Linked DNA regions of Homo sapiens: region 1 is linked to region 2. Evidence: chromatin loops called from intact Hi-C (ENCODE). Cell type or tissue: dorsolateral prefrontal cortex. All regions are shown on one strand. Each heading gives the region's core, and the rest is flanking DNA. Links, peaks and the distances in the headings are about the cores only.

The links. A loop is a pair of places that touch in the nucleus more often than their neighbours do. Peaks named below come from ENCODE experiments on the same cell type or tissue, not always from the same donor. Only the 100,000 strongest peaks of a DNase experiment are listed, where the experiment ranks them.
Region 1: it touches region 2 in a loop (2.4-fold over the local background); 1 of 110 quality-filtered maps calls a loop at or near these places.

The regions. Positions count from the first base shown.
Region 1 is chr5:1,181,722-1,186,198 of GRCh38, forward strand. It overlaps LOC124900189, which reads right to left and starts at 1,126. Exons shown (of 8, transcript XM_047417960.1): 1 at 922-1,126. In dorsolateral prefrontal cortex, for the core only: a CTCF peak has its summit at 1,678; DNase peaks (open chromatin) are centred at 1,300 and 1,660; H3K4me3 peaks cover 1,253 bases; H3K27ac peaks cover 1,593 bases; H3K27me3 peaks cover 121 bases.
Region 2 is chr5:1,550,808-1,555,284 of GRCh38, forward strand. It overlaps LOC107986397 (a long non-coding RNA gene), which reads left to right. Exons shown (of 2, transcript XR_007059102.1): 2 at 1-4,477. Among named protein-coding and RNA genes, the nearest start is that of LPCAT1, 29 kb to the left of the region's middle. In dorsolateral prefrontal cortex, for the core only: CTCF peaks have their summits at 2,197 and 2,398; DNase peaks (open chromatin) are centred at 2,184 and 3,914; H3K4me3 peaks cover 1,757 bases; H3K27ac peaks cover 1,236 bases; H3K27me3 peaks cover 971 bases.

The sequences.
Region 1 (4,477 bases), core at 130-4,129, 370 kb before region 2:
GGTGGTGGAGGGGAAGGGAGGAGGGGCTGCTCCCACTCTGAGCAGGCTCTGGAGGAGGATCAGGACAGGCCCTAAGGCGCTGTTTCTCCCCCACCCCATGGCCTTGGGAGAGGGTCTGCCCCACTCCCTCTTCTCTCCCATGACCTCTGACCCTCAGCCCCTCCTTCCTTTGGGCCATGCTGGCTAGTAGGCTCCTCCCATGTCCACAGCGGTGGCTCCGCGCTGCCCCTTGGACTTCCCCGAAGTGACCCTGACCCCTGGACCTTGGCCACCCCTCCCAGGCCACACCCCGACCTGGTCCCTCCAAGTGTCCACCAAACCCTGGAAGGGAAACACTGCACGCCTGTGCCCTGGGGGCCGGGGTCTGCCCAGAATGCCTTCTCTTCCTTGCTCCTTTCACTAAATGTTCTTTTCTTTTCTTTTTATTTATTTATTTATTTATTTTTGAGACAGAGTCTCGCTGTGTCGCCAGGCTGGAGTGCAGTGGCGCAATCTCAGCTCACTGCAACCTCCGCCTCCTGGGTCCAAGTGATTCTCCTGCCTCAGCCTCCCTAAGAGGAGCTGGGACTACAGGCGTGCGCCACCACATGCAGCTAGCTTTTGTGTCTTTAGTAGAGACGGGGTTTCACCATGTTGGCCAGGATGGTCTCGATCTCTTGACCTTGTGATCCACCCGCCTCAGCCCCCGAAAGTGCTGGGATTACAGGTGTGAGCCACTGCGCCTGGCCTGAATGTTCTTTTCAGGACCACTCAGGCCTCCAGCCCCAGGCGCCCAAGAGGTTTACCTGTTTCCCACCCAGGAGCCCCCACCCTGCGTGTCCTCTGACAGCTGTGGGGACCTCACTTCAAACGGGCTTCAAGGGAGGCCCCAGCACTGTGTCTTACCTCAGGCTGAGGTCTTACCTCAGCCTCAGGTCTTACCTCAGCCTCCCTCCCGGCCCGTCCATCTCAGGTCCCCTCAGCGCCCCCGGCAGATGTGCCTGAGAACCTTGCTGAAGGGGTGCCAGGGTCGGGGACTCCGGGACTCACAGCCAGAAGAACTCTCCCTGCACCCCGCTGCCCCGAGGAAGGGCGTCCAAGCCCTGCCTCTCCCAAGGCCCACCTCTCAGGGGCAGCGGATCGGAATGGGGCACCCACCCGGGGAGGCCCTGTGCTCCCGATTAGATTATCAACACCACACAGTTCACCTTTGCTCGGCTGCGCTGCTGTTGGTTGAGGAAAAGCAAAGAGGAGTTACATTTTAACATTTGTGATAGCGCAGCTAGCAGCTCGCAGCTCCTGCAGACAGCTGCTGGGGGGAGGGTGCCCAGGGAGTCCACGCTGGCTCCAATAAACCCGGCTCCCAGAGACGTGTGTCCTGTCGCCAGGCCTGCTCGCCCCAGAGAGGCTGTGGGGCACAGTGAGAAACGTCTCCGGCGTGATTGCTATTGGTGAACTGTGAGTTTCGTTCACCTGCTAAAAATGTTCCCCCAAACAATGTTTCCTTGGAAGCACTTCCATTTCAAAATACAGCTGCAAAGTGCCTTGCTTGGCCCGTGAAGGTCAATGAGCCCGCAGAAGGGGCAGAGACAAAAGGGTTTTTAATAACGCTCCTTGCTGTCAGCAGCAGCACAGGCTCTGTAGACAAGTCAGGCTTTGTTCCCGGCAGTCCGCTGTCATTACATGGGGCAGCTCCATAAAGATACCAAGGCCAGCTCTGAGGCCAGGGTGCAGACTCCAGATGCACAGATGCTGGGCCGGGGATGCCCCTCACCTGGACAGGAGGACAAAATCCCCAGGAGCCCTGGACGGGGGTGGGGCAGGAATGGGGTAAACCACATGCAGCATCCAGCACCCGGCACCCGGCACCCAGAACCCAGCACCCGGCACTGTGCTCAGTAAGGCCTGGAGGACACCAGGGCCGGCCCCAGGGAAGAGGGGGAGAGCAGGTGGCTCCGTGGTCAGGGCTGGGCAGAGGCAGGAAGGGGCAGGGCCAGCGGCCTTTGGGTAACAGCGAAGCTCCTCCTTGCTTGGTTTTCAAGCTCTGAGACCCCTCAGGGGCTGCTGCAGGGGGTGAGGGAGGGGCAAGAAGGGGCATGAGGGGGAAATAGGAGACGTAAGGGGAGCTCACTTCTCCCCCAACCCTTTCCAGGGCAGCAGACCCCCTCTGGCCAGCGGTGTGTGCTCCACCTCCACCTAAGGCTTCCAGTCTGGGCTGCTAAATGGGGAGCCCCTGTCCCCACCCCGGGCGCAGCCCCAGGCTCCCGATAGGCTGGCAAGGCTGGAGAGCCATGGGCAGGCCCAGCCAGGGCCACCAAGGGTTCTGCACATCAGGGCGTGGAGATGATGAAGGGCTGGGTGCACACGGCCCTGGGGTGGGGCAGGAGGAGCACCCAGGGTCTGGGGGAAGGGGCCTGGATGGGTGGGACACGGGCATCCTAGCCGTGGGCAGAAACCTGGAGGCCCCAGAGAGCAGACTCACCTGGGGACGAGAGCTGCCTGAGTACCCCGCACGGGTGCAGGTGCTAGGCAGGCAGAGCTCCTGGAATGTTCCACAGAGGCGGACCCCGCTCTGCCCAGGTTCTCTTTGCAGGTGCTCAACAGGGTCACAGGTGCTTCTTGGAAAACCACAGGCCACTGAGAAGACACCTCCCCAGTTGACGGTTAATCACAAACCATTGGTTAGAAACCATTTTACAGGATTCTAGAGGTGCTTGGAGAAGGAGCTCAGGGATAACCCAGGTGCTGCGGGGTCGGGTCAGGCTGTGGCCTTGGACGCCCCTTCTGTCCCATCCACAAACTCAACTTGGCGCCTCTTGGGGCTGAGACTGGCACCCGAGCCTCCCCTGCAGTGGAGGCCCCTGTACGCCCTGGGGTCAGGTGGACGGAGGTGAGGACCACTCCCCCTCACCGGGACCCACGGACACTGTGCCCACATCCCAGGACCTTTCTTCTGGGCCATGGAGGCCAGGGGTGGCTGAGCTGCTAGTCTGAGGACCTGGGTTCATTTACTGACCAGGCCCCTAGCGGATGCTTGGGCCCCCAGCTGGAAGATGGGGCTGGTCCTGCCTGGGGAGGCTCCTCTGGGAGAGGCCATTGGGAGGGCTTTATCCTGGATGGGGCTGGGAGGTGAGCAGGGCCATTGGACTGGGCTGGGTTGTGGGAAGGAGACCTGGGGTCTGGTGCCCCTTGGCCTCCACCCTGAGTGGTCTCTTTGTCCCCAGGACTCAGTTTCCTCATCTGTAGAATGAGGGCTGACCCAGCCCACCCTTTGTCACCCGGTACCTGGAGTGCCTGGAGGGTCTGTGGAAGGAGCTCCTCCCCCAACTCCCAGAGGGAGTATTGGCACATACATGTGATACGTGTGTGCATATGCACACATGTCAGGATGGAGTTGGCACATATGTGTGATATGTGTGTGCATCTGCACACATGTGATGGAGCTGGCACATGTGTAACACGCTTGTGCATCTTTACACATCTGCACACATGTCAGGATGGAACTGGCACATATGTGTAACATGTGTGTGCACCTGCACACGTGTCATGATGAACTTTACACATGTGTGATGTGTGTGCATCTGCACACGTGTCGTGATGGAGCTGGCACATGTGTAACATGCTTGTGCATCTTTACACATCTGCACACATCAGGATGGAGCTGGCACATATGTGTAATATGCGTGTGCATCTGCACAAGTGTCAGAATGGAACTGGCACATATGTGTGATATGCGTGTACATATGCACACATGCGTCAGGATGGAAAATGCTGAATTGGCTGTTTCTCGCCCCCATGGATGGTGAAATGAGGACACTTCTCCTCTCCGTGTTTGTTCTGCATTTTCCAAATATGTTACAAAACTGTATTTTATAATCACAAAAGTTACAAAAACACACATTTACACTATGGTTATTTCTCTGACAATAACTACAATAACTAGGGGTGTCCCTTCACTTTTCCCAGCTGTGCACCATAGAGCAGAAGGGTTCCATGGATGGGACCAGGGCTTCCGTGCAGGACTCTGGCCCCCAGGCCTCCAGGCCACAAGCTTCAAGCTGGCTGCTTCCAGGCCCAGGGCTTCTGGCCGGGCAGCCTCCCTGGATGTCGTCCACTCAGGGCAGCCAGGGCCCCATCTGACACACTCTGTGGAGAGGAGGTCACAGCCCCTCTCTGTGCTTCCGCTGCCACCCGCTGATCTCAGCTGTTATCTTGACACAGAGGAAAGTCAAACTGCAGCCTGTCCCAGCTTATCTCTGGGTTATTTCCGCAAAGATCCACGTTTGGGTAAGCACTGGCTCTCCTGATAACCTAGCAGTAAACACAGCCAGGAATGTGATGCCCATAGGAGAGGCACAGTGCCAGTGCAAGGCCAGCGTCCCCTGGCTGGCAGGTGCCCAGAGCGCCACACGCACAGGTGTCCTGGGAATTCCCACCCAGGGACCAGAGCATCTGGGGCACGGCCCCTCCTGGGAATGCAGTGGCCCCAGCATGGAGC
Region 2 (4,477 bases), core at 27-4,026:
GGACACGCAGCACAGTCACTGCCCTGGGGAACAAAGGTTCCCTCTGCAAAGCCATCCAGGCTGCCCTTGCCCAGCCCCAGGCCCTCTCATTCACTTGTTTGCTGTGCCCACTGTGCCTGTCTGTCTGCCTCCCCTGCTAGACAGCAATCCCCCTGAGGGCAAGGCCCGGCCATTAGGAGATGCTCAGCCAGTGCCACTGAATATCGGGTTAGAAAGTGAATGAGTCTGTTCAGGTGATAAGGAGCTTTGGAAATAGAAACGGTGATGGTTGCACAACATCGTGAATGCCACTGACGGGTAACTCAAAGACAGCTAAAATGGCAAATTTTATGTTATACATATTTGATATTCCATAGTTCATAAAAACCCAAAAGAAGGAGTGACTAAATGTAAAAAGTGTAATCTTAAAGTTAAAAACTAGGAGATTTTCTTAATGCCTGAGATAGAAAAGGATTTCTTAATAACTAAAAGCATAGAGAAAAACATTGGCAAATTGAAACAAGGCAACATTGTTAAAGTCACCATAAACCAATGGAAAATAAAAGCTGTGAACTGGCCAAATAGTAGTTACAGTGAATAAAATTGGAAAAGGATTGGCATCCACAGACTGAAGAAGTTCCTCGTAGCTGTAGGAAAGCAAAACACCAAAAAACAGGCACAGCTCATGAACAGGAGACTCGCTGAGAGGAGACCTACCGGGCCACGGAGACAGGGCACCTGCCGTGCTGGAGCTGGCTGGGGTACCGAAGCTGCAATGGGCACCCGGCCTGGAGCTGGCTGGGGTACCGGAGCTGCAGCGGGTGCCCCGCTGGGGATGGATGCACCTCTCTCCCCTCGACTGAGGAAGGGAGCAGGTCTGACCAGGCCTAGAGCCCGTGACTGCTGGGCAGTCACACTGAATACAGAGACTGGAGGCTCTACTCAGGAAGGCAATTTGCAAATCTTCAGCGAGGGAAGCTGCGAGGCTGAGATTCAGGAACAACACTTGCAGGAATATGCCCTGGAGGGACTGACACTCGAGAAGAATTTTTGTTTTGGAATTGTGAGAAACTGAAAATGCCCATCTGCAAGGAAAGTGATAAATGAAGTGGAAGGAGTGATAAGAGTTTTGTACAGTAGTATACGGAACACTCAGTCGAGCCGGATGCGTGACCACGACTGCCCGCACCTGCTCCTGTTGGCAGCATCACCGCGCAGCCCAAGCCCGACAGTGGGATGGGGGTCACTTCAGAGGCCCTGCAGTAACTGTGTTGTGCAACCGGAGAGGAGAGACACGGGTTCTGGGGGACTTTGAAGGCAGCGCTTTTCAGTGGGGGCTCTGGATCTTCGTAAGAGACGGAGTAGAGACGGCAGAGAAAACACCACTTGGAAAGAAGGAGCAATAGCAGATAAACCCTGTGTGGCTGAGCCTGGGGACATGGTGCACAGAAAGGGAACTGGGTGACCTGGTGGACCCTCAGGGTCTCACACGCCAGGCTGGGTGGGACTCGGGAGAGGGACTGAGAGGGGTGAGATGCTACGATACTTCACAAGTGTTCAATTATGACTTTAAGTTTTACCCATTTAGTTTTGTTTTATTTGACAAATTATGGTTTTATATTTTTATTGTAATATTGCTTTTTTCAATTCATTTTACATTTCAAAGTAAAACCATTTGCCTAATCATCAGTCATTTTACTGCTAACAGCATTGATGGGCATCTGGTTTTAGCTTCAGTTTGCAGCCAACCCTTTCGCTTTCAGAGTGAGGATTCAGTTCATTGGCGCGGTTGTGTCTGGCGGCGTCAGCACCCCTGTGACAGGCAGCCTTTCTCCGGGCTTAGAGCGTCAGCGAAGGGATTATTTCAGGCCGACACTTGGCATGGAGAGTTGTCAGGCAAATGCATTTTTGAAGAGTTGGATTTGATCTCAATTATTCCATTTGGCTTTGTGAAAGGAGAGGGTTGGAAAACAGTTTACCCAGCTTCTGGCTCTGTCATATTTTCATTTTAAATCTAAAGGCAACGATGCTGGCAGGCAACCAGCTCTCGGCGTGGACTGACACTTCAGCTACTCTGGGAAAAGCAACCTCATTCAAACAAGCCAGAGCCTTAGTAGCAGCCACCCCACTTTCCCGCCGGGCTGGGCCACGATGCTGACCCAGCGACACACAGCTCCCTTGTGTTCCCGCTGGACGCTGGCCCGGCGGCCGTGGCCTATAGAGCAGGCCCCTCGGTGCATGAAGCCAGCACAGCCCTGGAAATCCCGTGCAACAAAAAGCCTCTGTTCCACCCAGAAGAGCTCTGAGCAGAGAGGGCCCCGCCGAGGCCTGCCGCGACGGACTCACAGATGGGCGCCTGGAGAGAGCGGGCTTTCATTAGGTCAGCCCAGGGGTGGGGGGAGCAGACAGCACTGCTGGGCTTGGCTTGGGAAAGAGGCGCCCCGAACCCGGAGGAACTTCCAAGAGTTTACAGGACGCTCAGGAGCCTCCTTCACTCTGCCTTTTCTTCACGTCCTAAAGTGCACGGAGCTGGTCTTTAGTTTCCAGACAGTGAGCATTAGCCCAGGTGGGCTCTCCTCTGCCAAAGAGGGTCCTGAGGACCCCCACGACTTACAGCCCCCACCACTAGAGCCCCCACGACTTGGAGACCCCACGGCTTAGAGCCCCCACCACTAGAGCCCCCACTACTTAGAGCCCCCACGACTTGGAGACCCCAAGTCTTAGAGCTCCCACCACTAGAGCCCTCACCACTTAGAGCCGCCGTGACTTAGAGCCCCCCACTCCTTTGGATTTTGGGGAGTTGCCCCGCCAGCTCCCCGTCTTTGTGGCTCTGTAATCTGAGATGTCCGGATGGTCCTCTGATAGAAAAGCCCAGCCCTGCAGTTTCCTCTGCAGCCCATTGATGGGGGAAGTGGGGTCCTGCAAGGCTCTGGTGGGCCTGCAAGCTGGGCCTGCTGAGCCACAGGGGCTATTCTGATCACCTCCTTCCTCTCTACCCTATTGGTGAGGGGGACCCGCTGCCCTCAATGGCACCAGATGCCTGAGTGCCCAGCACCCAACCCTGGACAGCTGAGAGTGACAGCAGGCCACGGTCACAGGTGCTGATGTGCGGGTGGAAGGCGGCCCACTCCACTCGGGGACAGGGTGGGCTCTCAGGGGCTGCATGGCTTTGCAGTGGCCGCCCACAGGGTGAGGGGACCCTGGCTCTGTGGGGCTTGGGGCAGGGTGTTGGGAGAATCCTGTGGGCTGGCAGGGATCTGAAGCCCAGCGGGCTGAGGACCAGATGGGTGCTGCTGGTCCCGCTGGTGGAGGAACTGGCAGGGTGGGGAGCCTTTCCCCCTGGGGGACACATCCTATGAGGACAGCGGCTCCCAGGAGGCCTCCAGAGGCTGGGAGGCCTTTCAACGCGAGGATCTTACTGGCCACAGGTGCTGCTCAAACGAACGCTCCGAAAGTCTCAGCAGGTGAGAGCGCAAGTCTCAGTGCCGGAAACTGCTGTGCTGGGGGTGAGGAGGGGTGGACCCAAGGGCAGCCAAGGGCTTTGTGGGGGCACCTGGGGCCCAGGGCACAGGAAGAGCCATGCCCCACATCCAGTGCCCCCAGGTGTAACCCTGCTCCTCATGGCCCAAGAGGTTTTACGTGTGGATGGGTTTTAATTGGGTGTCTGGAAGCAGGTAAAGTTGTGTCTGAGCTTGGTAATGAGAGGCAGGGTAAAAGGGAGGGACATCTTGGAGGTGACATGCCTGATGCAAGGTCTTTACCAAACAGAAACTCCACAGGCCTGACCACACCTGACCAGGGCACAGGGCAGCCGAGGGCAAGGGACAGGTCCTGGTTTGGGGCCACTGCATGTCCTTGATCAAGGCATTGGGTGTTCAGCACCTCATCTTCCTTCTCTGCAAGGTGAGCGGCTTGGTCCCCCAAAACTCCAGTGCATTTATGAATTTTAACTGTTCTACAAGGCTACGGCCAACATGGGTGCCTCCGAGGCTCAGCCTGAAGGCAACATGTGGGGAGCCTGGTGGAAACCAGCCGTGTGGCCGAGGGCAGGCGCGTGCCGGGAAGTGCCCCTGTGCTGCGCTCATTAAGTTGTGATGGTGGCTTGTTAGCAGCTTGTTTTACTTCAAGATACTTCACTACATAAAGATTTTCAATTATGAGACAGATTGAATTGAAAACTGACTTTTCTAAAAACAAGGATTATTCCACATTGCAGAAATGATCCTCAGCTTCAAAGCTTTGTTTTTTAATGAGTGCACCCTTTAGGCATTTGGCACGTCTGGGATCCAAACCCTTGTGTTCATCCTGTGGACTCTGCAAAACGCACAGTGCCTCATGTCTCTTTCTGAACCTGGTCTGGTGTGAGCAGTGAGGAGGGAGTGTCTCAGGCTCCCATGGGGCTGAGGATGGGCTCCACGATGTCCCTCAGCCCACAGAGACAGAGACACACCCAGAACCTCCAAGCCACGGGTCTTGTCTGCAGCTGGGCCAGGTGGAC